Linked DNA regions of Homo sapiens: all the other regions are linked to region 1. A link is an interaction called in ENCODE POLR2A ChIA-PET data of the cell type or tissue named here. Cell type or tissue: MCF 10A. All regions are shown on one strand. Each heading gives the region's core, and the rest is flanking DNA. Links, peaks and the distances in the headings are about the cores only.

What was found. Peaks named below come from ENCODE experiments on the same cell type or tissue, not always from the same donor. Only the 100,000 strongest peaks of a DNase experiment are listed, where the experiment ranks them.
Region 2: POLR2A ChIA-PET joins it to region 1 with 6 read pairs; 2 of 35 experiments call an interaction of 5 or more read pairs at or near these places.
Region 3: POLR2A ChIA-PET joins it to region 1 with 6 read pairs; 1 of 35 experiments calls an interaction of 5 or more read pairs at or near these places.

The regions. Positions count from the first base shown.
Region 1 is chr13:104,948,340-104,959,490 of GRCh38, reverse strand. It overlaps LOC105370343 (a long non-coding RNA gene), which reads left to right and starts at 4,121. Exons shown (of 3, transcript XR_001749998.1): 1 at 4,121-4,205; 2 at 5,961-6,116. In MCF 10A, for the core only: no CTCF peak of the experiment used is centred there; DNase peaks (open chromatin) are centred at 5,140 and 5,670.
Region 2 is chr13:104,803,876-104,815,026 of GRCh38, reverse strand. All of the region lies in intron 3 of LOC107984606 (a long non-coding RNA gene), which reads left to right. It also overlaps the pseudogene RPL7P45. Among named protein-coding and RNA genes, the nearest start is that of DAOA, 660 kb to the left of the region's middle. In MCF 10A, for the core only: no CTCF peak of the experiment used is centred there; a DNase peak (open chromatin) is centred at 5,376.
Region 3 is chr13:104,768,231-104,779,381 of GRCh38, reverse strand. All of the region lies in intron 3 of LOC107984606 (a long non-coding RNA gene), which reads left to right. Among named protein-coding and RNA genes, the nearest start is that of DAOA, 690 kb to the left of the region's middle. In MCF 10A, for the core only: a CTCF peak has its summit at 5,529 (motif pointing left); a DNase peak (open chromatin) is centred at 5,501.

The DNA of each region.
Region 1 (11,151 bases), core at 2,637-7,636:
TAAACAGAACTAAAGACAAAAACCACATGATTATCTCAATAGATGCAGAAAAGGCCTTTGACAAAATTCAACAACACTTCATGATAAAAACTCTCAATAAATTAGGTATTGATGGGACGTATCTCAAAATAATAAGAGATATCTATGACAAACCCACAGCCAATATCATACTGAAGGGGCAAAAACTGGAAGCATTCCCTTTGAAAACTGGAACAAGACACGGATGCCCTCTCTCACCACTCCTATTCAACATAGTGTTGGAAGTTCTGGCCAGGGCAATTAGGCAGGAGAAGGAAATAAAGGGTATTCAATTAGGAAAAGAGGAAGTCAAATTGTCCCCGTTTGCAGATGACATGATTGTATATCTAGAAAACCCCATTGTCTCAGCCCAAAATCTCCTTAAGCTGATAAGCAACTTCAGCAAAGTCTCAGGATACAAAATCAATGTACAAAAATCACAAGCATCTTATACACCAATAACAGACAAACAGAGAGCCAAATCATGAGTGAACTCCCATTCACAATTGCTTCAAAGAGAATAAAATACCTAGGAATCCACCTTACAAGGGACGTGAAGGACCTCTTCAAGGAGAACTACAAACCACTGCTCAGTGAAATAAAAGGGGATACAAAGAAATGGAAGAACATTCCATGCTCATGGGTAGGAAGAATCAATATCATGATAATGGCCATACTGCCAAAGGTAATTTATAGATTCAATGCCATCCCCATCAAGCTACCAAAGACTTTCTTCACAGAATTGGAAAAAACTACTTTAAAGTTCATATGGAACCAGGAAAGGGCCCACATCGCCAAGTCAATCCTAAGCCAAAAGAACAAAGCTGGAGGCATCACGCTACCTGACTTTAAACTATACTACAAGGCTACAGTAACCAAAACAGCATGATACTGGTACCAAAACAGAGATATAGATCAATGGAACAGAACAGAGCCCTCAGAAATAACGCCGCATGTCTACAACTGTCTGATCTTTGACAAACCTGACAAAAACAAGAAATGGGGAAAGGATTCCCTATTTAATAAATGGTGCTGGGAAAACTGGCTAGCCATATGTAGAAAGCTGAAACTGGATCCCTTCCTTACACCTTATACAAAAATTAATTCAAGATGGATTAAAGACTTAAACATTAGACCTAAAACCATAAAAACCCTAGAAGAAAACCTAGGCATTACCATTCAGGACACAGGCATGGGCAAGGACTTCATGTCTAAAACACCAAAAGCAATGGCAACAAAAGACAAAATTGACAAATGGGATCTAATTAAACTAAAGAGCTTCTGCACAGCAAAAGAAACTACCATCAGAGTGAACAGGGAACCTACAAAATGGGAGAAAATTTTCGCAACCTACTCATCTGACAAAGGGCTAATATCCAGAATCTACAATGAACTCATACAAATTTACAAGAAAAAAACAAACAACTCCATCAAAAAGTGGGCAAAGGACATGAACAGACACTTCTCAAAAGAAGACATTTATGCAGCCAAAAAACACATGAAAAAATGCTCACCATCACTGGCCATCAGAGAAATGCAAACCAAAACCACAATGAGATACCATCTCACACCAGTTAGAATGGCAATCATTAAAAAGTCAGGAAACAACAGGTGCTGGAGAGGATGTGGAGAAATAGGAACATTTTTACACTGCTGGTGGGACTGTAAACTAGTTCAACCATTGTGGAAGTCAGTGTGGCGATTCCTCAGGGATCTCGAACTAGAAATACCATTTGACCCAGCCATCCCATTACTGAGTATATAGCCAAAGGACTATAAATCATGCTGCTATAAAGACACATGCACACGTATGTTTATTGCGGCTCTATTCACAATAGCAAGGACTTGGAACCAACCCAAATGTCCAACAATGATAGACTGGATTAAGAAAATGTGGCACATATACACCATGGAATACTATGCAGCCATAAAAATGATGAGTTCATGTCCTTTGTAGGGACATGGATGAAATTGGAAATCATCATTCTCAGTAAACTATCGCAAGAACAAAAAACCAAACACCGCATATTCTCACTCATAGGTGGGAATTGAACAATGAGAACACATGGACACAGGAAGGGGAACATCACACTCTGGGGCCTGTTGTGGGGTGGGGGGAGGGGGGAGGGATAGCATTAGGAGATATACCTAATGCTAAATGACGAGTTAATGGGTGCAGCACACCAGCATGGCACATGTATACATATGTAACTGACCTGCACATTGTGCACATGTACCCTAAAACTTAAAGTATAATAATAATAAAATAAAATAAAAAGAACACTTCTGGCTAGCTGTATTTTCCATCTCTTCGTTGAAATCATATAATTTATGATGAGTTACAATAAAATGTTATTTCAAGCCGATCAACACCCAAGGGATGTCAATTTTAATGAGGTATAATAGAACTTTAGGTAATATTTGGGAGCAGAAAGCATTTTAAGACACTGGTTTTGGACCTTGGAAGATCAATAGCAGGGCAATAAGTCTTCAGGGTAGTTGAGGGAAAAGAGAAGGCTTAAGTAAAACTTTGCAACTTTCCCTTTCAAATCCAAAGAGAAACCAGATCCCCTTGAAAAGAGTAAGCAATGTGTCCAAGGTTGCATTGTTGGGGAGTGTTGGGACTTGGATTGCTCTGCCTAATCTCATAACCCAGGCATCCCTCATCCTGGAAGGAAGGGTGATCCTGATGACTTTACCTCTATTAGATTAATGTGTCAAACCTAGCTGACTCCAAGGTACCACATATGTCTGGATCTTGCCTGTGATTGGATTATTTTCTATATCTTTATAACTCTCCTTCTATATTCTTTATTTCTGACCTATGAAAGGCTGAACTTTGGGTAGCATTTTATTCTTTCTTGATGAAAGTTATCTCTTCCTTTTGCCATAATTTTTCTGATGCCATTAATAATCCAAGTTTATATTATCTGTATTTCTTTTGCTGAAGATTTATGTTGAACTTGCATAGATTGCCCCATATCTCATCTTTACAGCATAAGTTCTTTTATTGTCCTACTCATCCCAAATCCACATATGACAATGCCATTTAGATAAGAATATTTTATAAGCAATTTTCTGCTTTAGTTTTTCAATATTGTAGTACATTATTCTGGTTTTTCCTATACACTGTTTGCTCCTAGACATAAATTGCTTCTAGTTCTTAGGTTGTTTGCTTGGTCTTGAGAGAGTATTCTTTATTAGTTTATCTTGTCCCTAAACTCAAATTCTCTGTCCAACTCATTCAGAACGAACCTGGATCCTCTCACTCTGCTGCAGTTTCTTATTCTGGTAATTCTTTGTTGTTGGGGCCGGACTGTGCATGAAAAGATGATTAACAGCATCCCTGGACTCTACCTACTGCAGGACGGTAGCTCTTCTTCCACATCCAGGTCGTGCCAGTCGAAAACATCTCCAAATATTGCCAAATGTTCTGAAGGTCACAACCACTGCTCTATTGAAACCTGTCATCCTGAAGTCACTCGTGACCAGAAACAACGGCCAATTTTTATTTTTATTTATTTTGTATTTATTTTTATTTTTATTATTTTTTTTTTTTGGCGGAGTCTCGCTCTGTCGCCCAGGCTGGATTGCAGTGGCGCGATCTCGGCTCACTGCAAGCTCCGCCTCCCGGGTTCACGCCATTCTCCTGCCTCAGCCTCCCGAGTAGCTGGGACTACAGGCGCCCACCACCACGCCCGGCTAATTTTTTGTATTTTTAGTAGAGACGGGGTTTCACCTTGTTAGCCAGGATGGTCTCGATCTCCTGACCTCCTGATCCGCCCGCCTCGGCCTCCCAAAGTGCTGGGATTACAGGCGTGAGCCACCGTGCCCGGCCCAATTTTTATTTTTTACATTATTCCTGAAAGCTGAAAGCCTCTGTTCCCCTGGAGTTTCCTTCGTTCGGAGATTACACTGCACCATTCTCTTGGTTCCATTTCTAGCACACTTCGGACTTTTGAGTTGGTCTGCTTTCTTTCCCTGGCCTTGAACAGTGTGCCCACCCGGGTTCTCAGCTCTGCTCTTCCGTATGTGGTACCACTGTCTCAGGATAACAATTGTTCTGAGAATTTCCACTCCCATTCTACATTCTGACGACTGCCCTCCTTCAGTTCTAGTCCCCCTGAAGCATCTCTCCTGAGAGCCAGTCCTGGACCTCGACCCTTGGCTGCCCAGCCAGCACTCATGTAATTACACTAATCCACTGTATTTTCCTTTCCTCCTCCATGAGACCTGGTATTTATCACACATTTCCATTGTCACTTTATGTCCTCATCACCCAGCTATTCTCCCTCCCTTCTAAATTTAGATTTATTACCAAAATCTATTTATTACAAACACACGTATCCGAATTTGATCTCTCCAATTTATCATCATAATCTTTCCTTAAAGCTAGAGAAATACTGTAGTTTCCCCATCTCTTGCCTGCACTATTTTTACAACCTCCTCAACGGTCTTCCAGGCTGCCAGGCTCCCTAGATTTTGTCTGCTGCACATGTTGCTGACAAGTTTATTGTCCCTAAAATAAACCTGAATATGTCCTTTCATTGATTAAAAGACCTCAGCTATTGTGCATTGTTTTCTGAGTATAATTCAATCACCTTAATAAGGCATTGAAAGACCTCTGTGATCAGGCCCCACATACCTCACTGAAGTTATCACCCTTTTCGACTACCAGCCACAATGTGGCCATGTCCTTGTACGATCCCACTTCAGATGTTGCACTTTTTCTGTCCTGGGTCACCTTCCCTACTTCTTGGCTGACAAACTCTTACTGATTCTTCCCTAAACCGCTCAATTACCCCTTCCCTCTAAAGGGGACTTGCACTTACATAGGCATAAAAAGAAACTTGGAAACTATTTTCATTTATCAGAATGTGCTATAAGTATTCTTTTAGACTTGCATTTTCCTCTTATGAACTATCAGACCATAGGTTCTGATTATTTCTCAATAGATTAAACAAGATTGTTAGCCAGGATTGTCTCGATCTCCTGACCTCCTGATCTGCAAGATTATTTCTCAATAAACAAACAAGACTATTTCTCAATAAAGAAAGAAAAACAAAATGACTCAAACAAAAAGTTCTATAATTCAATTGCACATTTCACAATAACATTGAGAAATAAAAGTGAAAGAAAGCAATATATATTTAGGCATGCGTGTGTGTGTATGTGGAGACAGAGAGAGAGAGAGAGAACATTGAGCTATACTATTACAGTAGGAACAAACAAAATAATTTCCTTGATCTTATATTAATCTAAATCATACAAATATTAGAAATTTTACAACAATCCTAAGGAAAAAAAGGTTATTGAGCATATAAATTAAAATGAAACTTTCATGGAGAGAAAAATAATATCAGCACATTGTTATATAACAGCTTTCACATTTAATCAAATTAACTGCTAATAAATTTCATATCAGTCAGAAATAGAAATGCAGAAATATATTTTGAAAAATAATAAAAAACAAATGTATGTTTATATTGGATTTTACATTTTCAAATGCCAGAAGTCCTCATTAAAGATCTCACAAGCTGAGTATTTTCTTTGCATTCTGTTTAAATGAGTACAACTTTAACCTCAGCCAATTAATTTCATCATCTTAACTGTACCAAGATGTACTTTGGAGTTCAGCTCTACTTATTCAGGGCTAGAGACTTTGAATCATGGCTCAAAATTGATGCAATCTTAAAAACGAAAGGCCAGTACTTTATCCTATAATCTTCTTCAAAATATTGACTCAGTGTCCATGGATGTTCATCATTGCCCAGGGATAAATCAGTAAGACTATCTTAATGGAGTTTGATCAGTGAATGCGGCCACATGTGTTCACAGGGCCTAGCCTAATAACTGGGTCAATATGTTCAGACCCATTGTCTGTGCGTAGTGATTTCATTAGATAAAAAACATCTTTGCCCATTTCTTTCTAATTGTTTTAGGAGTATAATTCCTGCTGATAATCTACAACATTGACTTGTACATGGGAAGGCAAACATTTGTTAGAAATTCTTTCTGCTACCTTTGATCGGAATGAAAGAAAAAAAATCAAGAGATATTAAAATCAACTACAAAGGCAAAGGAACCTGTCTTTTCAGGTAAAATTGAGTTATTTAAGGCTGATTTACAATTATATGTATTTTACAATGTCTCCTGCAAATGTATATAGCTTTCACTAACAGTGCAATGATACTTGCCATCGAAAATAAAATGCAGAAACCTCTTTTCCCATCTTATTGATAAGAAGGTAAAATTTAAATCCTGAACAGCTCTTTCCATCAGAACATGATATTTGGTTTCACAAACTCTTCCTTCAGTAACAGAGCATAAGTTTGGAATATCATGCTTTATTTTCACCCACTAATGCCATTTTCTGTTTGAAGAAAATAATAATGTGCAGCTGCTGCTCTATCAGGGTGACTGGCAAGTCATTCCCAAGCTTCATCCTAATTAGATCAATAAAAACTAATCCCTATGAGAGTATACATAAGTCTTGCCAATTACACACTTAATTTAGAGAGAAGTAGTACTATTTTCAATAAGTGGAACTATCATGACTATTTCATTGCTCTTTTCCAACATTTATTTCCCTGGATCACTGAACTGCAGATGTAACCAGTGAGATGTGAGACAGGGTGGGGCGTGGTGAATGGGAGGAGCAATCATTGGTTGATACTTATGGCTGCTTTGATGCTTACAGAATGATTACACAAGAGGAAACAAATGGTTTTAGAAAAGCTCATGTGATCATATAATAATTGGTCTATAGGCTTCTGTGAACAGTAGAAACTCTAAGACAATTATAGGTACCTGTGTTTAAATAACTTAAAATCATTCCACTCTGCCATTTCTGGAAAAGATTAAGAAGCAATACAGTCCAGCAATCTGAGAGCTGTGACGATGTGATACAAGTAGAGTTCAGGTCAATTTGTCATCACTGGCAATAATTAAATAGTCTTTGCCTTGAGCTGCTTTACCCATTTGAATGGGAATTATGTCCACCACCACCAAAGTCACTTTCTATTGCCCAGGTATTGATTTGGCTCTTTGTTTTTTTCTACATGCAGAATCACCAATTACAACATGGTTATTGATATCATGGAAGGATCTAAATTGGCTCTTTTTGCATAGTAGGTAAAAACTAAGGAAGAAAATCGTGATTTTTATTCTGACAAAATAAACTAATTTTAGAATGTTATTACTTGATTTACTGTTTTGCAGAACATGTAATTCTTTTAAAATTGATTCAACTTTTCAGTTCATTGGCTTTCTCTTCAACATTTATTTTAATGTAAAATGATACAAAGATATCTAAGTATTTAACATCACGTGCATACGGGTTTGTAAAGGTGCAGTTGTCCAATATATACTATTGAATAAAATGTCATTTATAAAATCTGATTATGAGCATATATTGTAATTAGTTGTATAAAATATTTGCATTTACTAAAAATACAAACACCAATTTTTGTTTTAAACAAGGCAATACATATAATTTCTATTAATATGCAGTAGATTCGTTTTACATCTAAGTTTTAAAATCACCAGGGATAAATCATCACTACCTATGGTTGTGTCAATTTACATATCTAATTCTGCAAGCAGAACGTCTCTCTAGCCCTGCCCATCACAGCATAGCTTCAGAGCAATTTCCCCTCTATGCACCGTCTAGGAACATGACCAGATTCATTCTATTTAGGACAATGTGGCAGCTGGGAGAGCAGTTCTTCAGTTTCACAGAATAAGTCAGTATGACATTCACCTTGAACTCAAATTTTATATAACTTTCATATCCAAGATAGTACATACATTTTGGGGGAATATGTCAAACTAAAATATATCACCTGCGTCTTAAGAAATGAAAAGTATTGTACATTTTGGGTTATATATGGCTAACTGGATAGATATAGATATGTAAATATACCAAATGAACCAAAAAGAGGAGAAATATCTGCCCAAGTACACTGAAGAAATAGATAATTACATGATATTTGGATTATTTTATTGACTTCTCAGAATTAGGCAGAAAAATCATGTCATTGGTGCTATGTAAATAGGATGCTAAATTTTAAAAAGTTTTACTCTCCTCCAAATGGAATAGAAAGGGGGAATGTGGTGATGAGATGCTCTCTTGCCTTGAAGTCAGCTGGGCATGCTACTAACAGCCAAGGCCAAGCAGCAGATCAAGGTTCTCCTGGCCTGCTGCCTGCCAATCATGATCTCTCATGAGCTATTTCACTTCGCTCCACTGTGTGTGATGCGTAGGTTCTCTGGCCTAACAATCCATGGTCCTTTTCACTTTGGTTAAAGGACAGAGCCCTAGTTTCATACAGGAAGAAAAATGAAGACAAAGGAAATACTGCATTAGGTATAGTGTCTGAAATGATGTTGGACAGTCACAACGGTAAGAATGCCAGAAAAACTAAACTTTGTTTTCAAATAGACATCTAGAACAACAGCACTACATTTTTTGGAATCTTACTATGAATGGTTTATAACACTTCAAAATTTTGCCTGTTTCATGCATTCACATTTACAATAGATAGGTGATGACTGATCCTCCAGCTGGAGTCTGGGGGTCTGGCATGCCTCAACTCTCAGAGGACACTTAACTGTCCCGAAGAAATGGTCATTTCATCATTTAATCAGGTACTTGCATGTAATTGCATTTGGATACACAGGCATTCACACACTTACACAACTACATTTAACCTTCAAAGAGAAACTTTCTAAAGGGAATTTGCTTCTTATGGAAGTAAAGTCAGAATGAGCTGTATTCAAAGGGTGAGGAAAGCTATACACAGGAGACCTCTGTTTTATTGTGGTTTAGCTCATGGAGCAAATATGTTTAGTGGTTTCGGTCTACTTCCTTGGAAAAATGTCCACATTGAAAATGACCACCCAGGTTAGCAAAGTTTGGCATAATGCTCACATCCTAGAAAACAGAAGTCTCTATCCAAGGCCAATGTCCATTTCCAACTCTTACTACATTTCTTTTCCTCAGGGAAGAGATTTTAGTAGGATCAAAAGAAGTTATTCTACGGGTCTAGAAAAAATACAATAAATTGCGCACTTTAAACTCATAACTACTAAATCAAAATAATTTATTGTCCTCCATTTTTAACCATAAATAGAGACCGTCCACTACGGGATCAACCAAGAGTGAACTATTCCCCAGCTGGTTATGAAATTTATTCAGATGTCACGGAACTGTGACCTGGTAACCTGCCCAGTCTTAGAGATGCCGAACATTACAAATGTGGAGGCAGTTGGGCTACATAAAATTCTTTCCCAAAACAGTGTAGCATTGTCAAAAAGTCGTATAAATATCAATCCATGCCACAATCTTATAAAAAATTGCCAGCCTCATTCTTTTTGTTTCACTTTCTATTCCCCCTTCTTAGCAAATGACTGATTGATTCCTTGGGCAGACTTTAGACTCCTATCAGGTACTGAGGAGGCTTATGCAGTCCCTGGGAAAGACCGTGAGTTCCATACAGGGTGAAAGCATGAATTTTGCTTTCAAAGAGCCCACATTTTTCAGGGGCAATACAATGAAATATATGGCTTCCTTAAGACATTTTCAACAGTAATATAGACTTGTGGAAGAATTTTGTGCAATTGGCATTGAAGTAAACATAAAGGCACTAAAGAAAGTGGATGCAATTGCTGCAAATAACTCCTTTTTTGAATATATTGAGTCAAAATTTTGGAAATTTTAGACAATAAGCCTTGTGCAGACATGCAATTAGTGACAGAGACGTGTTCTGATAAATGTGTCCTTAGGTGATTTTTGTCCTTGTGCTAACATCAAAGAGTGTACTTACATAAACCTAGATGGGATAGCCTAGCACCTAGGCTATGTGGTATACGGCCTACTGCTCCTAGGCTACAAACGTGTACAGCATGTTATTGGACTGAATACTGGAGGCAATTGTAACACAGTGGTGAGCATTCATGTGCTTAAACATATTTAAACATAGAAAAGGTACAGTAAAAACATGGCATAAAAGATTAAAAAATGGTAGACCTGTCTAGGAACTTAGCATGTATGAAGTTAATTGGACTGAAGTTGCTCTCAGTGAGTCAGTGAGTGAGTGGTGAGTGGTTGTGATGGCCTGGGACATGACTGTCGGCTTTATGAACACTGTACATACAGGCTATACCGTGTTTATTATAAAAATTGTTTTTATTCAATCATACACTTAACTTACTGTAACTTTTTTACTTTATACACTTTTTAATTCTGTAAACTTTTTTTTACTATTTTGTAATAACACTGAGCTTAAAACACACATTGTAACCTGGACAAAAATATTTTCTTTCTTTATATCCTCATGTTATAAGCTTTTCTCTACTTTAAATTTTTAACTTTTATTTTTTACTTTTTAAAATTTTGTTAAAAACCATGACACAAACACACATACCACCCTAGGCCTATACAGGGTCAGGATTATCACCATTATTGTTTCTGCCTCCACATCTTGTTCCCCTGGAAGGTTTTCCGGTGTAATGGCACACAAGAAGCTGTCATCTCCTATAGCAATGCTATCTTCTGGGTCCCTTCCCTGCCCGAGGCTATTTTACAGTTAACAATTTTCTCCTAAGTGGAAAAGGTACACTTTAAAATAATGGTAAAAAATATAGTATGGTAAATACACAAACCAGTAATATAGTCATTTGTTACCATTATCAAGGATTATGCACTGTATATAATGTATATGCTGCACTTTTATATGACTGATAGTGCAGGTTTGTTTACACCAACATCACCACAAACATATGAATAATGTGTTGTGTTATAATCTTATGATGACTATATCATTAGACCACAGGAATTTTTCAGATCCATTATAATTGTATGCAACCACTATTAAATATGCAGTCCATCATTAACTGAAATATGTCCTTATGCATGACTATGTGTGTGTGTGTATACATATACATAAATGTATATACACCCACATATATAAGTATAATTTATTCTATATACTCTGATTTCTGTCACTGAGATTTACTCAGAGTGTTCCAAATAATATAATAATTTGCTTTGCCTACAGAATGAAGCAAACTATAGAAATTAAGTATAGGTAATGTCAGCATTATTTGAAGATTTTTCCTATATTACCCAAA
Region 2 (11,151 bases), core at 3,364-8,363, 150 kb after region 1:
TTGCCAGCAGTTCCACCTTCTATGAAATGGGTGATCTTTTTCTTCATTCTGCCTAGTGAGGAAGATAATCTGAAAGGTCACAGGAAGTTATTTGCTTCTTTGAAGCGTTTTCCAACAGTATAGATCTCATGAATCAGATCCTCCATGCAGATGATGCCATATTTACCAAGAGATCGAGCAATCTAAGTGTTATCTGTCAGTGCAATTCGCTTCTCATTGATTTTGCCATAACCATGCTTCTAGATTAGTTCCTTTATTGACTTCAGATTTGGGTACCTACATGCAATATACGTTTCTACAATTCTCAGTATGTTCATTAAAGCCTTGTTGAGCTTCACAAAGGTTCCACTGAAGACCTGACAAAGGCAAAGAAGCTGCAACACCTTTCAGACCTTGGGGCTCACACCACTGATAGCACTGATCCTGATGACAAACGCCAATTTGGGTTTTGGATGTACGAAGAAGTTGCCAGCTTTTCTTGCCATCGTCGCCATTTGAATTTCAGTTCTGTACATCTGCCTATATTCCTTGTGACAGTGTTTCACTTTTTCATAGATGAGCTTCCTCCTTGCCTTTTGAAGCATCTTATGGGCAAACTTCTTTCTCAGGCACTTATCTTCAGCTCTGCAAAATTCCTTTACTTTCTCTAAAGGGTTTCTGGTACAGCAGGCAACTTCCTCTTCTTTTCAACACCCTCCACGATTCCAGTTGGAAAAGAGCGTCTTCATTTTTTTATGTTTGCTTTTTTTTCTTGAAAGATCATCGTACTGGTATTTAATTCCAGCTTAAGGCCGTAATTGGGGTATCTGTCTCATAATGACTGTAGCTCCCATCTGATTTCGTTTGTCTGCCCCCCCATGCCTGCCCCAATGCTGGCATCTGACAATAGCAGATAAGTCAAGGCAGGCTGCAACAAGAAACATGGAGAAAGCCAGCACCTCCTCTTCTTCTCCAAAGCCTGTCATGAGTCAGAACAGAACCTGAGAAGTAGATGTGTCGAGGTTTGACCAACGATTCTACATTAGAACAAACAGGATTCTGAATGCCTGCACATTAGAATGAGTGTTAATTGTTCTGAGTAACTAGAAAAGTTATGGAATCTATTTGAGATATTATTTAGATCATAAACCGTATCTATTTATGATCCATTCATTTTGTTGTTGTTCTATCTAACCTGCTGCAGATAGGGCAATGAATGAAAAGACCGAATTTCTGCCATGATGGAATTAACATCAGAGTGGAAGATAAAATCAATAAACTAGATCTACATTATAAGATCCCATGTAGATAAATGATAGGAAGAACAATGAAACAGAATATGGAGATAAAAACGTGGGATGCAAAGTCAGTTTAGACAAGGTTGTCCTGAAGATCTCACTGTTGTGGCAAACCAGGAGCAGATACCTCAGAGAGGGGAGAAATTCAGCCATGAGGTGGCTGGAGGAAGAGCATGCTGTGTACGGGAAATGGCAGGTACAGAGATGTAAATCATAAATCGCTGACTTTTGAAGTGGATGTATGATTGACAGTTCTACATTAGACCAAACAGGATTCTTAATGCCCAGACATTAGAATGAGTTTTAATAGTTCAGAGTAACTAGATAAGTTGTGGAATCTATTTGAGATATTATTTAAATTATCAGAGAGGAATTCTGGTATAGACGTGTTGGGAGTCAGTATGAGACATATCTTTTTTCATTCCTTGTCCATCAGTAACTCTATTTGGATACAGTTGTTTAAATAATATTTTCATCTGTCTCTTATACTTGTGGGTGGTCAAATGGTTTTGATCCTGACAAAATTTGCCCCAAATCTTGCTTTAAATTTTGAATAAATTTACTGATGGTTGTCAAGAGTGAGGTACATCAAATTTTCCTGTTAAATGTAGCCAATGACTTAGCCAAATTAGAATTTAAATGCATTTGGCAACACATGTTTACCATTAATTTTCTTATTTTTCCTGTGAATATATCAATTTTTCATGGCTCTATGCTCAGGAATTTGTTACAGAAGCGATGAGGCTTTACAAATTTCTAAAGTGAGCTAGAGATACTTAACTATTTTTCTTACTACAGGCTTACATTAGTTAAAGAAATGATCAGTCAGAAGACCATAGTGATGGTAAAACTAATTATATTAGAACTTCAAATGATTTATTTAGGCAGGTTAAGGTGGCAGGTTATAAAAAAAAAAAAGAGTGTGAAAAATCCCCATCTTTCATAGCTTTAAAAAGTTGGGTCTGCTGTGTGCTGTAGTTAAATCAACAGTCTTCTGGTCGGCAGACATGCAGACAACTGTTCCCTCACCGCCACCAGTAAATTCACAGGTCTGCACCATTCCCAAGGGTTGCTGTGCACAGCCTTTTCTAAGGTATGGTTTATACCTGAAAAAGTCGAGATGGACAGGAAAGTCCCATAGATGACAGTAGGCCAGACATTTATCTAGACAGTCCATAGAGAACCCAGTATGTAAAATATTATTTACAGCTTAGTTGTCAAAAATCCTTAAGAGTGGAACTCACTTTCCCCCAATATAACTTATACAGTTTCCTGTAAGTAGAAAAATGTCCATAGCATTTGACATTTTTAGCAATTTTTCCCAATAACATTATGTTACCAGTTTCTCGTTTTTTCTTAAGTCAAAGAGCTTAAAACAACTTCAGGTGCTGCTATTTTCTTTACATTTTAGGGAAAGAATGATAACTTTTTTTTTTTTACTCTTCTTAATTTTTCTTTAGAAAGTTTCAGATTATTAGTAACCACATTAAATTGCAGAAAATATGCAATGATAATGACACATAAAGTTTATAAAAAACAGACACATGTAGAAATGCAAAATCTGAAATTTTACCTGTGCAAAGAAGGAATTTATTAGAGTGAGTAAAAGCTAACATTTTCGTATTTTGTTTAAGACACTGTTCTAAGCACATTATATCAACCTTTTGAATCTTACCAGTGATGCTATAATGTAGGCATTATTTTCTATTTAATAGGTGACTAAATGAAAGAAAAGACAAATAAATTGATAGTTGGTGAATGGCAGAGCTGGGATTTGAACCCAGTGGGACTTAGGGCTTACACTTATAAACCATATATTAAACTTCATTGAGAAGGGAGGGGACGGGGGTTGAAAAGTTGGTTGTGTGATGTTGGTGGCTTTGTTTGTAGTTATGGTTGTGATGATAGTGGTATTAAACAAACAAAAATTCCTTTCTGAATTAGGAGATAAGCTAATTATATTTCATGTAGTATATGTTTATCTTCGTACTTTATGAGCTAAAGAACATTACTATCTATATTTTTCAGGCAAGGAAACTAACTCTGAGAGTGGTTAGGTAACTTGCCTATAGTCACAAAGGCAATGCATTACAAAGGTAGGATTCCCCTCAGGAGGTCTGACAATAATGACAACTTGCTCATCTCTGCTTTTCTGAAGGCATATGATGACATCAACATAATGCTTATTGGCCCATAAACACTAAGCTAGTTAATTATTTTACTGAAGATCACCATAACCTAAGGTACCATGCCAATTTAGGTCAATTTCCATTTCTGACTTCCGCTGAAATATCCATAGAGCTCAGATGAGGCTACTCGTCCAATTAAAATTTTATTTTAAATATAACCACTGCATTCACAACTAATCAGATTAGCTTATAAAATTATAGATGTGTATTGATAAACTATGCACACCAAACATTGTTTCTAATTTCTGTGGGATACTTCTAAATTGTTTTAGTACAGTGAAGGTCCCATTTACCATGCCAAAAGTTACTGTAAGGATTACAAAAAATATGTTGCAGAAAGATGAGTTGGAGTTAGTTGATCATATAATGAAGACAAGAAGCCCAAGGATACTTTCTATTTGGCAGGCTAGAAGTAGGGATATACTTAGTAAGAACAGTTAAACAGAAGAAGTGAGTTTGGCTGGCAATGGGACAATCTATGAAAATGGGAGGTGAAGAGATTGGAAATAGGGCAGCTTGCCCTTAGGTCTTCTCAGTACATCTGTGTGCACCATACATACTGGTTGGGAGAATTTGAGTTAGCAAAGATTATAAGCATCAACAACATTGAAAAAGCAACAAACACAGTTAAATAATTTTAATCACATATAATCATAGTATTTTTAACATAACTACCCTAATTTTGTACCTTATCCTAATACATATATATTTTACTTACCATTTGATCATCTTTTCACTTAATATTACACAGTTTTCTATATAATTCCATGTCCTTTAATTCTCCTATAATTGCCATGTAATTTCTACTTATGCTTCTCTGCCACAAATTTGCATGACTATTTCTGCTTTTTGACATTCGTGTTGTCTCTGAAGTTGTTCCATGGGAAGTTATAGTTGGAAGCATAATGCCTTACCACATGCAATTCCTGGGAAAGTAAGATCATATCTTTTCTAACTGAAAAACTTACAATTGTTTCCTGCTGCTTTTAGAAGAAAACTCAACGTTCTCTCCCTGGCCCCAGCCCCTAAGTGATGTGGGTTCTGACTCTACCTCCAATGCACTTCCCTTTTGCTTATTGTGCCTCAGTCACAGAGGCTCCTTGTTATTCTTCAACCGCATCAAGCACCCTGCCTCTGCACCTGCCATTTCCTGTGCCCAGCATGCTCTTCCTCCAGCCATCTAGCGGCTGAACTTCTCCCCTCACCGAGGTCTCTGCTCCTGGTTCGCCATAACAGTGAGAACTTCAGGACCACTTTGTCTAAACTGACTTTGCATCCCATATTTTCAATCTCCATATTGTGCTTCATTATTCTTCCTATCATTTATCTATATGGGATATTATAATGCCGATCTAAGTTTATTGATTTTATCTTCCACTCCAATGTTAATTCAATCATGGCAGAAATTCGGTCTTTTTATTGATTGCCCTATCTGCAGCAGGTTAGATAGAACAACAAAACAAATGGATCATAGAATAATCTAATAGTTATTAACAGTTTCCCAATATCCCTGTGGGAAATTTCCTTTCGGTCACTATAGGAAGTATTCTAGGACAATTTCTAGAAGATTCTAGGAGTTGAAAGGACCAAGTGTAAGAGCCTTGTTCTTTCAACTCTGAGACCTTATTAATCACTATGTCTTTGGGCTTTGGACTTTAAGCTAGTTATGCAAAGTCAGGAATGACAGTGAGATATGCATAATTCATTGAGGATTTGGTGTCACATGGGAAAGGACCTTTCCTGCTCCACGACAGTCATTGGGATTGTTCTTACCTCGACTTCGGAGTTAACTTGGTTATGATCATTTCCCAAGACTGGTCACATGTCTTCTGTAAGTGCTGTGAGTAACCTTATTTTTATTTAAAATAGGCAGCTGTGGTTTCTGGTGCCCTGAGAGTGCTAGAGATTTCAACATCTGCCTTCATCTGCTGGCTGCTGGCTAGCCTCTCCTTAGCCTCAGCCTGGGAAATTCCAGTTGCCAAATACCTGCTGCTTTGTCCTCTCTGGCACCATCATATCCAGTGAGGCTCTCAATGTCCGTAGTAAGACTAAGGTATCCCACTAGATTTAGTGTTAATAGCAACACAGTTACATCAATAGAGGTAAAGGTTCTACTGGCTTGGAGTGAATACCTCCTAATGGGCTTTATAAGTTGAAAGACTTTCAGCTTAGCAGTTTAAATGTGTAATTATTTTTGCAAGTTTAAAATGTTGCAGCAATTAGTGCTTATTGTGAAAGCTGTTAATTTTATACACACAAACAAATTTTAAGGATTTCAACTAATTAAATAAATAGGTAAAGATTGGCAGGTAATATGAAAGTTGCGAAGATATGTTAGAAAGATAAGTTTAGGAATTTTTGAGGCAAGAGGTGTTTGCAAAAAAATTAAATTACAATACAAAGTAGTTTGATAGACCTTAGTTTCTATCATAATTTTTATTATTGTAAAATTATTTGGGGTAGTAACATTTATAATATTACATTGAAAAATTTTAAGAACCGCATTGAATTTTTATTTATTAAATTCCACTTAGCGTACGAGTCATGAAAAAACAACTTTTGTGTAATTTTCACGTTGTGGGTTAGTCAATAAACTGTATTTGATATCTGAAAATTTATAACAATGAAAAACTGCAAAATAAAATAATAAAATCCATAATAAATTATCTTTAGTCTGTGTATTAAAAAATCTGTAGAAAAAGTATCAGCTCACCCAACCAGCCCTAATTTTCCTTTACCATTGACCTTGACTAAAAGCGAATATCAACATTAATGAAAAAAATTTAATATATTGAATTCAAGAAGAAATTAATGGCCAACGGTGTTGATTATTCAAGAAGTTTCTAAACATTTTAGAAGTGAAGTTATAATAATAAAATTGTGTTACTATTAAATTTTCTTGATAAGATTTTAGATTCATTGTTGGATCTAAAGAATGTTTGATTAAGATGATTTCATATCTGAACCAGTATAATTTCAACACAAAATTTGTTATTTAGCCAAAATTTGTATGAGGAACACTTCATCCTTCAGCCTAGATATATGGCTATCTTCAGTCAAAGATATTGCTTGATATCACATTTACCGACTATTCTCTAACTTTTCTTTTTGACTGATTTCTACAAAATAATGTATGAATATTTCTTAAATATGATATAACTGAGTCATTGTTATTATGGATATTTTTGTGGTTATTGATATATACTGCAACACTGTTTTACAAATAGTGAATTTTTTATGCTATATTACATGTCTAAGTGCATGAGTACACCACCAGCTGCATTTCTGCACCGAAAACCTTCGTTATTTCCTCTGACAATGTATGTGTTTGCCTATTTGTTAACTTAGCAAATTAATTAAAAGTTTCCAAAAGTCATGTTATGTTTCTTTGCTAGCAAGAACAAACATACAATCATATGATATTATACTTGAAAAATTATAAATACATAATTCTAAAAATTAGATTTTTCAACTTGCATGTGTAACTGATATTTTTCTAATTGGCTAAACATATTTAAAATTTAATATTTCTTGAGTTTTTCCTTTACTTGCTGTTTCTTTTGTATTTTTAGTTACTCATCTTTGATTTTGATTCAACTGCTTTTACTGTCTCAAATCTATATTAATTAAAATACTCAGCTATATGTCATATGAATTGTTCTATTGTTTTAAAAAGCAGAATAAATTCCTATCTAAGACACATTTTCCCCAAAGTTATATGATTACTCTTAGACACCTTAAAGCGTCCACAATGTCTGACTGAAGCGCTGATCTGAGACTATGTAACTAGGAAAGCTGTCATTGGTGTTAACCCAACCAGTTATCCATAGATCATCTCAACTTTGAAGTTAATACTAGTTAACCTGATAATATGCCTTATCTTGGTAATCTTGATAAGCCTACGTGTTTCACAAAAACAGCAACAATGGCCCCACAATGGTAGATTATTTTTATGAGTCAGTGTGTCCCTGAAACATCACCTGAGTTTGGCTTCACGGGAATTTCTATGTTTCTGTCATAGGAGAAATCCAAGTGCAACAAGCTAGAATGAGACATGGAAGACTGGGAAATCAATGTTTTAGGAATAACAGAACCATTACATATATTGTTGTAAAAATATAGCCTAGAGCAGGAGTTGGCAAACTTTTTCTATAAAGAACCAGATAACAAATCACAAATTGTTTAGGCTTTGTGTGCCAAGAGGAAACTATAATTAGTTCTGTAGACAATTCTATTATATAACAAAACAGAAAGCAATTTTGCACATATATTTAATAAAATTGAAAATATAATAATAATCAAGCATTTTTTGAAATAGTATGGGTTTTGTATTAGTTTTCTATTGCTGCTGTAAGAAGTTACCTTGAATTAATGCCTTACCACAATACCTGTTTAATTTTTTACCATCATGTAGGTCCAGAGGGTACCATGTTTCTCAGCTGTTTCTTTGCACTAGGTTTTACAAGGCAGACATCAAGACCTCAAGGGGTCAGCATGGCTGTGTTCTCTTCCTGAACCTCTAGTGGGGAATTTGCTTTCATGTCATCATGGTTTTTGACAGGATTTACTTCATTGCGATTGTAGGACTGAAGTCCCCATTCTCCTGCCAGCTGCAGGCCAGCCTGGGGTCATTTTAGCTTTTAGAGACTCACAAGCCTCTTCCTCCATCCTTAAAGTCAGCAATGGAAGCTGAGTCCCTCTCGTGCTTTCAAATCTCTCTTTCCTCCCCTTCTGCTCATTTCCCATCTCCTCTTCCGTGACTGTGTATAAATGACCCCTCTGCTTTGAAAAGCTCTCATGATGACATCTGCACCACTTGAATAACCCAGTGGTAATGTCCCTGTCCTAAGGTCAGCTTAGTATCTTTAATTCTATGTGCAAAGTTCCTTGCTGGTAGTACCTACAACAGTGTTTGATGGAATAACCCAAAACTGGGAATGCCTTTGGAATTCTTACTGTTAATATCACAGGTCTACCAATGAAAAGAATGGAGTGTTTTTGTTGTTGTTGTTGTTTGTTTGTTTGTTTGTTTTTTGTGGGATAGCATTTTCTTCAATTAAGGTCCAAATGTAGTGTTCCTCCTCATCAGATCAATTGCAAATATTCATCTCTAAGAATCACTCTTACTCTATAGGCCTTACTAAAACAGGTGGCAGGCTGGGTAGGCTCATGGGCTTTAGTTTATGAACCCATGATCTGGGATATTGTGTAGCTATTGAAAGTCTTGTTGCTGAGTATTTAAACATATTCTGAAATGTCTAAACTATGTAGATAAACTAAAATAGATGATAAAACAAGGCTGGGCATGATGGCTCACGCCTGTAATCCTAGCACTTTGGGAGGCCAAGGCAGGCAGATCACTTGAGGTCAGGAGTTTTGAGACCAGCCTGGCCAACATTGCAAAACCCTGTCTCTACTAAAAATACAAAAGTTAGCTGGGCGTGGTGGCAGGCTCCTGTAGTCCCAGCTACATAGGAGGCTAAAGCAGGAAAATCGCTTGAATCTGGGAGGCAGAGGTTGTAGTGAACTGAGATTGCATCATTGCACCCCAGACTGCCTGGATGACAGAGAGAGACTCCATTAAAAAAAAAAAAAAAAAAAAAAAAAAAAAAAAACCAGATAAAACGGTATGCACTATTTTTCCAATTTTATGAAAGAAAAATATTTATAATATAATATAAATAACAGATTAGTATGTTTCTATTTATATAAACTGGAAGATATACAATGCACTGATAACAATAGTCATCAATGGAGGTAGAATAACAGGTGAAGTTGATGCATTTTCTCTATTTTTTTTATATTTTTCAAGCTCTTGCAATGCTTTTTTTTTTTTTCAGAAATCAGGAAAAGAACTTAAATGTTATAAGATATTTTAGGTTCAACAATTTGGTATTAAATTCTCTTTCACTAAATTTTTTTTTCTTACCATGCCTTTCTAGCATCAGTGAGCAGCACTGCCTAGGAGATAACAGGAAGCCGGGTTTCACAGCAGCCATCCTAACCAACTAATTCTGTGATGATTGAGAGACTGTGAGTGACCCGATTGGCCAGACCCTTACTGAACCCAACTGACAACTGTGTCCTGATTAAAGGGGAATGAAATTTGTTTTCACAATCCCATATAGACCTATAAACTTGTCCTGACCTGTCAAGAGTGCCAGTTTTCAAACTGCCATTAGCAAACCACTGTGAAACCACCCACAAAAGCCTTACATTTTAGGCTTTTCATTTTATGTTTACTATGAAACATTAAAGAATGCATGAATATAGAAATGGAAATTGGTCCCTTTTCACCGATCACAAACTTTGTACCTCAATTCTTAAAGTCAGGGATGTTTAACTCAGCCAGCCACCTAGCTAGGGTCTGTAACAAACAGTTGGTTATTTTTCACCCTTTGTCTACTCAAAATTAAGAAAGTAAAGACGATAAAAACAATATTCTACAGAAAAAAAAGACAAATGTTAAAAAAGTAATAAAAGAGAACTTTCTTTCATATTCATGTGAGAAGGATAGATGTTTAGAAATAAAGAATAAAATTTGTGTGAGGGATGCCTCTTGCATTTTAAGAATTAGAAGAGGTGATTGGTAAAACTGTAGACATGGACGAGCTGGTTTTCCAAGGCACGGGATCAGCTACAAGTACATAGAAAAGGTCCCTCATATAAAAACAATTATGTCAAGGTGAATTTGTGTGTATTATATATGTACTAAATGATGTGTACATGCAACTGGTTGTTACAGGAAAAAGGAAAAACAGAAAAAAACTGAAAAAATTACATGAAAAAAATGTATCAAGAACCCACAGTAGTTGTAAATAGCATGATACTGTTATTGAGTACCTGAAATCAATTGCAGATTGACATGAGGAGGAGCTCAATGTAACTTCTCCCAGAGATGATCACAGAACTTAAAGAGGCTGAATTCATAGAACAGCTTCTGTGTAGAAGTCACTCTATAGTTCCTCCCAGAGGAGGGGACTGACTTTTCAATTTGTCCATTGGGCCATGCTCGGACCACAGTACTTGAAACAGAACCTTAGGAAAATGCATCATATTTTAATTCTGAACCAAGAGTTGGCTCATTTTTAAAGATACCATGCTTAGTTTTCATTTATTCAGATTTAGGTAAAGGGTTCAATATTCAGGTCAGGATTTGAAATGGGCATCAGGAAGGTGCCCTTAGGTGAGGAAGATTTGTGATGTGGGCAACTTCTTGCTAATAAAAGCCTTCAGTTCAACCTGTACTGGTTCAAGAACTTCTGAAGTTTTACAGAGGCTTGCCTGGAATCTGGGATGAGGGCCTGGGGTTGAGGTCAGGCAGCTTCGTGAACGGAGAAGTGTTGTGCTAATGGGGTTGCTTGAGGGAGGACAATGATATCCACCTTTTTTCAATATTTTGCCTAAGGCCACCCTGGCCCTGCCATTCAAAATCACCTTTTCTGTCATTTTGGCGTTTGTGGTACATTGCAGAACCCTGACTTAGGCCAGGAGGCCATTTAGGAAATTATTCCTGACATTTTGTTTTAAATTAATAAAATACATAAAATAGGGTTCCTTGTAATAGATCTCACACATCAAGCATAAGTAGATCGCATTATTTATTTTTAAATGACATATGCTGTAGCTCAGTTTTGTAGAATTCAAGAATATACTTCATCTTTTGTGTAGGTAATTTCATTCAA
Region 3 (11,151 bases), core at 2,580-7,579, 180 kb after region 1:
TCAACTGAAAAGTATGTATCTCAATAAGATTTAAAAAAATAGGAAATTTACATAACTTTTTTATAAACCAAACTAAAAATACATATACAAGTGATTGTAGAAACCAGGGCGATTTCACCTAAAAGCAAATGCTTAGTGAGAATTTAATTGCATTTACCTGATGTCCTTCATAGTAAAACCTGTTTTTTTTTTTTTCAACTGAAATAGGGGAAAGTCGTTTTAACTATGTAAATGGAGTGTCCTCAAATCTAATCAATTTGCAGTGTGACCAAATAATCTGTTGCATTGCCAATTCACCAAGGTGTTTCAGCCATTTGGAGATCAGGCAAATTATTTCAAATATAATCACTTAAAGTGTTTTAGAAGGGATGTAATTAAATGGCTTCAATATAAGAAAAAATATGTACTGAAACAGTACATTGAAACAAAAGGAGCATATATTTACTTGATTTTTTAAATGAGCTAAATATCAATCACACTACATTTTTACAGGCTTACAAAGGTGCCTAAAATAATCATTATCTGACTTGCAACTTTATGTGCTCATTTTTTAACATGTCTTCTAACATAAGCATGTCACCTAGACTTTTAACATTGCCTCACTCATTTTAACATTGCCTTTTCTCTCATTAAAACACTGACATTATTAAAAATCTCTACTACATAGGCTTCTGGGATCCCTGGTATGAATACCCATTGCTTTCAGAGAAAGAATCAAAAATAAAGTCATGATTATAAACTTTTTTTTTCCCAGTTGCTCTGTATCTAGGTCCTCGTAAATATAACAGTTGAATAATGTAGGATTACAAAGAAATCATCATATAGCATCTGAATTAAAGAATGTAAAATTTAGATTTTGATGTGGCTATGAGTAGCATAAAAATAATAATAATTAAAAAAATACCCACTATTTTGAACAAGACAGAAGTTTCCTTTATCAAATGAACCTAGTTCTGAAGTTGCCATACCAGAGGTATGGATGCAGTGTGGAGTGGCAGAGACCTCGGCTTCTCCAACCATGTCAGTTTTTTAATGCATAATTTCCACTCCCAAGATCATCTCATGATTGGACATGGCACATGAAGCTTTGAGTAATCTGACTACACAGTAGCAAATAGTGAGAAGTGTACATTCTCTTGGTTTATCCCTATTGTTCAGACTACTTATACCACTCATAGCTACCAGAACATTTGGAAAATGTACTCAAGTAGTTGCCTGGGGATGTGTTCTTATACAGAAAGGTACCAAGAGATATTGAGTAGATCCGCCTAATTCTCCTCATCTCCGTTTTACTCAACATGATACACATTGAGCTTCGTGATGCTCCATTCACTGTACAGAAAAAAGCAAATTTAAAATATAAAAGTCCTGGCCAGGTGTGGTGGCTCACACCTGTAATCACAGTACTTTGGGAAGCCGAAATGGGCAGATCACTTGAGGTCAGGAGTTCGAGACTAGCCTGGCCAACATGGTGAAACCCCATCTCTACCAAACAATACAAAAGTTAGCTGTGCATGGTGGCAGGCACCTGTAAGTGCCAGTTACTTGGGAGGCTGAGGTGGGAGAATCACTTGAACCTGGGAGGTGGAACTTGCAGTGAGCCCAGATCACGCCACTGCACTCTAGCCTTGGTGACAGAGTGAGACCCTGTATCAAAAAAATAAAATAAAAAAAGTAAAATAAAATATAAAAGTCTCAGTGGGACAGAGAAAGGAATGATAGGGTGGAGCATTGGAGCTATGGTCTGTGGAGCCCAGTGCAAGGTTTCTGTTTGCAGAGGCTGGTTTAGGAGAAGTACATTGCTGTATTTTAAAGCATCGACTCTAAGTTACTGAAAGAAGGCTTTTGTCTCTGGCTCCATCACGGAGCAATGAACAAAGGCTTAAGTTCCTTGACTGGCACATTTAGCTACTTTTTTCATAAGGGATTTTCCAAATCGAGGCATGCGAGAGGAAAATCTAAGTGAAAGGTGCTGTCTTACTGGGCCATGAGGCTAAAATAGAAGTTCAGGTCTGACAAAATGTCTTGAACCCAAAGAATAGGAAATACAGGAGAAGTAGCCAAAAAATCTGTATGTGTATTTTCTCCAAATTGCTAGCTTACCCTTAAGCTGTAAAGGTGCAGACGAAGTCACCAGGACACCTAGGAGACTACAGCAGTCAAGAGAATAAGCATCTGAAGGCCATTTCAGCATTCACTCCTGCAGGTTACAACCAGCCAAGGTGAAAAGATCTTGGGTCAATACTCCAGGTTTTCTACTGAAGCCCCAGAAGGGCTGGGACCTAGAGAGAAAAGCTACAGGCAGGAATAAACTATGTCCTAAAAGTAAGAGTAAAACCTAAGTAGATCAGCCCTAAGACATTCTAAAATCCCATTCGTAAAGTTTCAATGAATGTAAACGTGTAATAAAAGGTCACTACATACTTGAAAAAACCATCCAGCATGAGAAAAGCTAAAAAGATAATTTCAAAATAATTGTATAATCATATGACTGAAAAACACGTTTGGAATCATTAGATACAGGAAACAAAATAAGTTGGTATCATTGAGGATATGCTAGATTAATTTGTGGTAACAGACAACCCTAAAAGACAAACCTTGAGAGGACCAAGGTAAACCACCAATATTCAGACTTCCAGAAGGATATTTAAGTAATAACAGAAAAGCTCATACATATTGAACCATGTAATTACTGTTTCTGATGTTCTCTATTACTTTGTGTAAATCTACATTACCATCTAGAATTATTTCCATTCTGTGTGAAGGACTTCCTTCACATATTTAAAGACATTTTTCTTGGCCTGGTGCGGTGGCTCACACCTGTAATTCCAGCACTTTGGGAGATAGGGGAGGGCAGATTGCTTGAGCCCAGGAGTTTGAGACCAGCCCGAGCAACATGGCGAAATTATGTCTCTACAAAAAGTGAAAATATTTGCCAGGTGTGGTGGTGCACACCTGTGGTCCTAGCTACTCGGGAGACTAAGGTGGGAGGAACACCTGAGTCTAGGGGGCGTCAAGGCTGCAGTGAGCCATGATTGTGCCACTGGACTCCAGCCTGGGCAACAGAGTGAGAACCTGTCTCAAACAAAACAAAACAAAACAAAACAAAAACAGAAAAAAGAAATAAAAAACAAAGACAACATTTCTTATAGAGCAGGTGTGATGACACTAATTTTTCAGGTTTATATGTCTGAAAATGTCTTTATTTCACCTCATGTTTGAAATCTATTTCTGCTGTTCATGGGCTTCTGGGTTTTAGGTTTCATTTAAAACATTAAAAATGTTGTTCCACTATTTGCCCACTCGCATTGTTTATGATCTACTCTAATCCCTATCTTTGTTTCTCTGTATATAGCATGTCTTTTTCTCTTCTGCTTTTTAAGATTCTGTACAACTTGTTTTCAGTAATTTGATTGTGATATACAGTTTTCTTCTGCTTCTTGTGCTTGGGGATTCTCAAGACTCTTGCATCTCTGGGTTTGTAGTTTGCACCAAGTTTGAAACCTTTTTAACCATCATTTCTTCAAATATTTGTTGGGCCTGGCTTCCCCCCTGCCTTGTGAAAATCCAATTGTGCATATGATATCAATAGATTGCTTGAAGTTCACCCACAGTTCATTGACACTCCTTTTTACGATCATTTTCTTCTGGGCTTTTTTTTTTTTAGATAGAGTCTCACTCTGTCACCCAGGCTGGAGTACAGTGGCATGATCTCGGCTCACTGCAACCTCTGCCTCCCGGATTCAAGCAATTCTCGTGCCTCAGCCTCCCCAGTAGCTGGGATTACAGGCACGCACCACCATGCCCGGCTACTTTTTTGTATATTTATTAGAGATGGGGTTTTACCATGTTGGCCAGGCTGGTCTTGAACTCCTGACCTCAGACGATCTGCCTGCCTCGGCTCCCAAAGTGCTGGGATTACAGGCGTGAGCCACTGCTCTCTGCCTGTTGCTTATTTTTTTATAGTAATTTTTGTTATGTCTTTAAATTTACTAATATTCTCTTCTGTAATATCCAATCTGCTGTTAGTTACAACCAGTCAATTTTACTTTTCAGACATTATAGCTTTCACCTCTAGAAGTTTGACTTTTGCCTCTCTTGTGTCTTCCAAGTGTCTGCCTAACATTGTGAATATACAAAATGCAATTATAAGAACCGCCCTAATGTCTTTGTTTGCCGTTTCTAACATCAGTGTCAGTTTTGAGTGAATTCAATTGATTGAATCCCCCATTCATTTTATTTTCTTGCTTTGTTGCATGTGTGATCATCTTTGATTGGATGCCTGACACTTGACTTCATTGTGTTGAGTACTGAATGTTTGTGTTTACTGGCATCTGAAGAGATCCTGCTGAACTTCTTGCACTTTGTTCTGCCATGCTGTTAGTGGAGACAGTGTGACTTATTTGGGTCTTGCTTTTATGGTTTGTTACATGGTTCTGAAGTAGAGTTACATCAAGGGTTAATTCTGCACTTTAAAGTGGGAAGAAATTCTCGGGTACTATACTCAACATGCTTTGGATTGAGGTTTTACAGCGGAGTTTCTGGAAGAGGCTCTACGCCTGCCCTTGTGTGCATACTGGGCAATGTTTGATTTCAGCTTTTTGTGTGGTTCTTTCTCAGACCTACATACTTTGCTCACATGAATGTGCTAATCAGCACTTTCATGAACATTCAAAGTATTTCTGCATATCCCCAGATTTCTCTCTCTCTCTTCCACTGTGTCCTGAGAACTCTACCTACTTTGGGGCCCCATGACTCTCAGTTCCAGTCTCTTCATTTTAGGGAATCTTCTGGGCTGTTCCTGAGTTTCCCCTCTGTAAGTCACCACCTTGAAATTCTCTTGAGGAAAAAAGGTGGGGAAGTGAATAGAATCCTCCTCATTTTTTTTTTATTTTCTGTCTCTCAGGAAATATATTATAATTAGGCCTTTCATTGCTGAATTTTGAGTATTTTGAAACTAGTCTTCTGTATATTTTTGTCTGATTTTTGTTTTTGTTGTTATTGGTGGGGGCATGAATCTTATCCTGTTTATTCCATCTTGGCAGGAAGTGCAAGTCCCACACAAGTAATTTGAACAGGAAAAATTTAATAGAAATAATGTTCACAAGTACTAATGTGGTTAAGTCATAAGAGGGTCAAAATAGAACTCTAACAGGTAGAAAATTTGCAACAGCAGAAAGTAGCTACCACCTATTTTAAGGAGCGTGAACAAAGGAAGAACTTAAAACACCAGAAATGCCTAGTTCCCTACCTCCCCAAGGCTTAGATTCAAATCCTTTGGAGAAGGTGTGTGTGGCTGTCACAGAAACACGCACTCAGCTGGTGGTTAAAAAGCTGGTACAGAATGCTGGCCAGGGTTGATCCACAAGGGCTGCTTAGATGAGAACTACTGAATTACTTATGCCTCATCTCCTGGTTTTTTTTTTTTGTTTGTTTTGTTTTTTTGCACGAACAGTACCCTGGAGGCAGGAAAGAAAGCTCTTTCCTCCTGCAATGGTATTAGAAGCCTCTCTAGTGCCCTCTATTGACAAAGCCTAATAGATCAGTTAGTAAAAGAAAAATTTCAACAGAGCCCAGCAGTCAAAGTGTTACAAAGCAGAGAGAAGGGTCCATTTGGAGCTGAAAATTGATAGACTGGTAACAGGGTCAATGGAATATGCTGTACAGCAATAATTAAGAATGATGTGATGCTGTATGAAGCGACTTGAATATTATAAATTTAAAATGGAATAAAGGAAACCATGCACAGGAGAGTATATGCTTAATAATTTCATTTATATAAATATCACAAAGAGGTAAAGATGATAATCTCTGTAGGTAGAATTGGAATAGTATTACATTTCAGAGAAAGTCATTGAGGATGTATATGGAAATGCCTTCTGAGTGCTTGGTTTTTTTTATTGCTTTCTTTTCATTTTAATTTTCTATTTATTGATCAATTAATATGACCCTAGAAGAGGAAGTACAGCATAATATTTTTGTGATACAAAGCAAGCAAAAGAAAACAATATATTGCTTATCCTTACACATATTAGTAATTAAGCCATGTTATATATTAACATGTTAGTAATAAATACGAAATTCAGCATAAGAGCTTTGGTTTGTGGGAAGGTGAGTGGAAATAGAGTTAGAGCAGAGGCAGTTACTGGTAATATTTTAGCTTGTATGAGAACCTCCCAGGGATTATTACATTTTTATGCTTTATAACATAATGATATAAGAAAACTTTAACTGAATTGTGTAAAAAAATTCAAGAATCCCTGAAAATTGGGCAATTTTGAAATTGTTTCCAAAAGAAATCAGAAACCTTCTATGCCAATTCTATTTTAAATACACAGAGCTATTAGGGGCAATTTATACCCACATACTCTGTGTCTTCAAATGTAAGGTGATTACTCCATTTTTGATATTAGAATATCCAAAAAGTGCTATTTAACTTATATGAACATATAATATTTGGAGAAAAATGTCTTACAAAGTGAAAATGTCAAAGTTATTTTACATGTGATTTATTCAGTTTCCTTTATATTGCAAAAATCATGGATTATTTAAGTAATAGATTATATATATGTGTAGATGTATATATTTAAGTTACAGTTAATGAATGGATTTATCTAAATCTACACATAGATCTTTAGCATCCTATCTTTGTCACAGTAAAGTTACTCTATTAGTTTTACCGCACATGGAGAACATACCTATTTGACGACTCTGTGAACACCAGAAGTAGGGTAACCGATGACAACTAATAGAACTTTTCATTAAGGACTGTAGAAAGCAACACTTAGTAGACTTGAACAATAATGAAAACAAGCTCAAATAAGGGCAAAATATTTGAAAGGGCTGTTTAGACTGTCTTCAAAATAAAATAGTATAGAGAATTCACCATAAATGAATAACTTCAGTCAAATGTAAAGACTCCATTTTTATTAGGGATACCTCTGGAAAAATGTTTAAAATTTAGACATACAGGGTAAGTTTTAATTGTTTATTTTGATTGAATGGCCAGACTCCCTGCTTCATTATATTGTCACCCAGAAAACCTATATGCCTGATATCTGCTTTTCAGTAATTGTGTACCTTAATATTCTTCCAATAAAATAGGGATAGTTATTTACTTAAACTTAAGTTGCCTAAGTTGTTTACTTAAATAATTATCACTATTTTGTAAATTGCCTGTTTAAAGAAAATGTATGGTGCTAAGATTAAGGTTGATAGGCCAATCTATTGTGGTTTGTGAATTGATCGTTCTGATTCAAATTTCAATCTGAAGATAGTTGTAAAAAATTTCACATTGTTTTCTGATATATTTCAGATGAGACTTCCCTTTATTTATGTAATTTGATACATTTTGTACTTCATTCTTATACAACATAACAAACTTTTCATGTAGTGTAAATTGAAAACTTCACAAATACTCAATAAGTCTGATTAATGAGGACTTCAACTGGTCATTTAGATAGTAAAACTAGTTTAATTGTAGATTGTAATGACTTCATTGTCAATGCACATAAAAAGCAACCTTCTATTTCACATGATATGTATCTTCTGACTTCAGCTATATGGAAAGGGAAGCCCATTGTTTTCCGACAATAACAAGGCTGAATAAGTAAAAAGTTTTTATAGTATTTATCAATTCATGTATAAATGTATTTAATAAAATCAGATAGAAAGGAATAGTAATAATTTGTAAAATGTATGTTATACATTATAAGTCATAAACAAAGGTAACCATTTAAAAATACATAAATGCATAACACTTGCTTCTTAGGTGCTCCCAGAGCAGCATATTTCAAGATGGTTTTGAATATAGTGAATACAGAAATACCCCAACCTAACTGTTCAGAGTTAGACCAATTAACTTATCATAGGCACATTAGGTCTATATCTTCAATATCAAATAGAATGCTGAGGCAAGCATCCACGTAGATGAGGCTACTAACATTCTTCTTTACATAGCTTGCATATTTTCAGTTTTTCAATTTTATATTTAATTTTTTTAAATTTAATTTGTAGGTATAAACAGCTGCAAAGACCTCATGTACTTATATAATTGAGTTACAAGTTAAGTACCTACACCAAGATAAGAACAGTGCCTACATATATTTGGCATTTAGTAAATGTTTTCCATTCATCAATATAAGAAATAAGAATATTTATATTAATAAAATAAATACGACAAAATCATTCCTTTTTTTTTTTTTTTTTTTTTTTTTTTTTTGACACAGAGTCTCACTTTGTCACCCAGGCTGGATTGCAGTGATGTAATCTCAACTCAGTGCAACTCCACCTCCGGTGTTCAAGCGATTCTCCTGCGTCACCCTCCGAAGGAGCTGGGACTACAGGTGCATGCCACCAGGCCCGGCTAATTTTTGTATTTTTAGTAGACACGGGGTTTCACTATGTTGGCCAGGCCAGGCTGGTCTCAAACTCCTGACCTCAGGTGATCTGCCTGCCTCAGCCTCCTAAGGTGCTGGGATTACAGGCGTGAGCCACCATGCCTGGCCTCCATAGCTCTTTAATATTCTCCCTATTTATTTATTCCACAAAGCTCATTTGTGCTGCTATGTGCCAGGCACAGTCTTCACCACTGATGGATATGAACAAGAATCATTGCCATTGGGAGAGAAAAATAATAAACTAACAAAGTTAAATATAATTAACTTAAAATTAATAAAACGTTGGGCAAAAATACATTAGGGGAGAGGCACAGGGATGGCCAGGTTGTTGATAAGGTTTCATCTTTCTAGCCAGTGGCTTGGGGAGGCCCCATTGAGAAGGCTTATTTGAGAACAACTGCAAGGAGGTGAAGCAGCGAGCTAATGGGAGATCTGGAAAGATGGTGAAACTGGCAGAAAGAAGGAAAGTACAAAAACCCTGGGGTGGGAGCATTTCTGAAATTTCAGAAAACCTTCAGAGCTAAGTTTCACTGGAGTGGGATAAATGAGAGTTAAAGGAACAGGAGATGAAGTCAGAATACGGAGAGTCAGAAGGGAAGGCCTTATGAGCCAGAATAAGGTCCTTGATATTTACTTGGAGATGAGAAACTACAGGACTGTAGGCAGACGACTGGGGCCTTAGTGGTCTTGGGCAATTATCCTTTATTCTATAGCCTTTCATTCTTCTAATTTCACATATGACTATTTTATTCTTTTTTTATCCTCAAAACTTTCCTGTCCCTGCTATAATCTCCAGTGTCCCACCTTCGTTCTCAGCTGATGACTTAAATCACAGAAAAAGCCAAAGGCTACGAGAACAGATCTCACAACACACAAGCTCCCATTGCTGCCCCATCTGCCTGCCTTCCTTCTCACTTGTCACTGTGGAAGAAATGACTACGCATCTTCTCGAGGGCGAAGCCATTGAATATCTCCCTGCTCCTTTCTGGATCGTGCATCTTTCCTTCTTATCTGGCCAATTCCCTCTGGGTGGTGGCAGGCAGAGACTGTGTAAGGCCACATGGTGATGTGAGGGTGATGGGTTGATCTGAGCGCCTTGGCTTCTTTTGGTGACTGACATAAATCTAGGTCAAGGGCAAAGGGAAGTTCATTCCGATTATCCTAAGGCAGCTAGCTGTGGTGAGGAAGTGAGTGTTGAAGGTACAGAGGGCGAATTGGGGTTCTCTGCTTTGCTTCTTCAAAGGTAGAAACAAAGACAAGCACGGGAGAGACACCTGCCAAGAATACCACAGCTGTCAGCTGTGGTCACCATAGGTTAGTTACCCTGAGCTTTCTTGTTCTGAATTCAACAATGCAGCCTCTTCTGCAGCACTTACCTGTACATGGCAACAAACAAAAAACTGCTGCTGTGTAGCAGCCTGGACCAGGAATAGGTGGCTTTTTCCTATAGGTCAAATAAAGCACTGTGGACAATCATGATAGACAAGATGGAAACATGTGTAACTCTCCCAGGAAAAGCATAGTGTGGGCCTCTAGAGCGCTCCTCTCATTCCCACCCATGAGGAATATTTGGAGGTGCCAGGGACTCAGAAATTGCCTGGGAGCCTCTTTAATAGATGAGTTCATGATACTCAGATACATCCACACGCACGTGAATGATAGGGCTGATGTACTGAGACGCTATTATAGTATTGAAATACCAATAGTACACAGCATTCCTAATGCCTATGCACATGCCCTCAGAGTGGGATCGTTCATAGATTCCCTCCAACAAGGGATCAGTGGAAATGGCTGCTGGGACACATAGGTGATACAAGACATTGAAAAATTAAGCTGATGTTTTCTGAAAAAGTGAAGACTTTAGTACAAAACACTGATACAGGAAGATCTCAAGATCAAAAGAATGAGTTCTCCTCTCCACTGCCCTGCAAAGGCACAGGTATTATGAACCCTGGTATAGGAAACTTCACGAATTGTTATGAGAGAGAACTCCTGCTTTTGGGATCCAATATTCTTTGGGCTATGATAACCGGATGGGCCACACAAAATACCCTGCTCCCATAATGTAGGTCAGAGAACAAAATTAATCTTTTCTCACAGATGGTGGGAATCACGTAGAAATGGATCCCATTCATGTCGGAGCAAATAGTGGTCCCAAGCATTGCCATGTAAGGATGGAGAAGATTAAAAAATAATCAAATCAACTATGCAAACGGCACAGTACAATAATAAAAATAAGAATATACGTTAAATAATGCAGAATTACCTGAGAACTTAAACTCAATGCAGCAAGAAAACACAGAAGGAGACAGTAAGGGATGTTGCAAACTGAGGGCGATAAATTGAGGACTGAACTATTAGAAACCAGCTATGTAGATTTACCTAACTACTGAATTAATGGCACAGAGTATGGTTTCTCAAACTTTAGCATTCTTCAGAATTGCCTGAAGCTACTGTTAACAGAATACTGAGTTCCTAAATTGAGGACTGAACTATTAGAAACCAGCTATGTAGATTTACCTAACTACTGAATTAATGGCACAGAGTATGGTTTCTCAAACTTTAGCATTCTTCAGAATTGCCTGAAGCTACTGTTAACAGAATACTGAGTTCCACTCTCACTGTCTCTGATTTAGTGGGTTTGAGGCAGACTGAGAATGTATTTGCATTTTGAACAAGTTTCCAGGTGATGCTGATGCTGCTTGTATGGGGCCCACGTTTTGAAAACTATTTATATAGGGGCTAGAGAAAA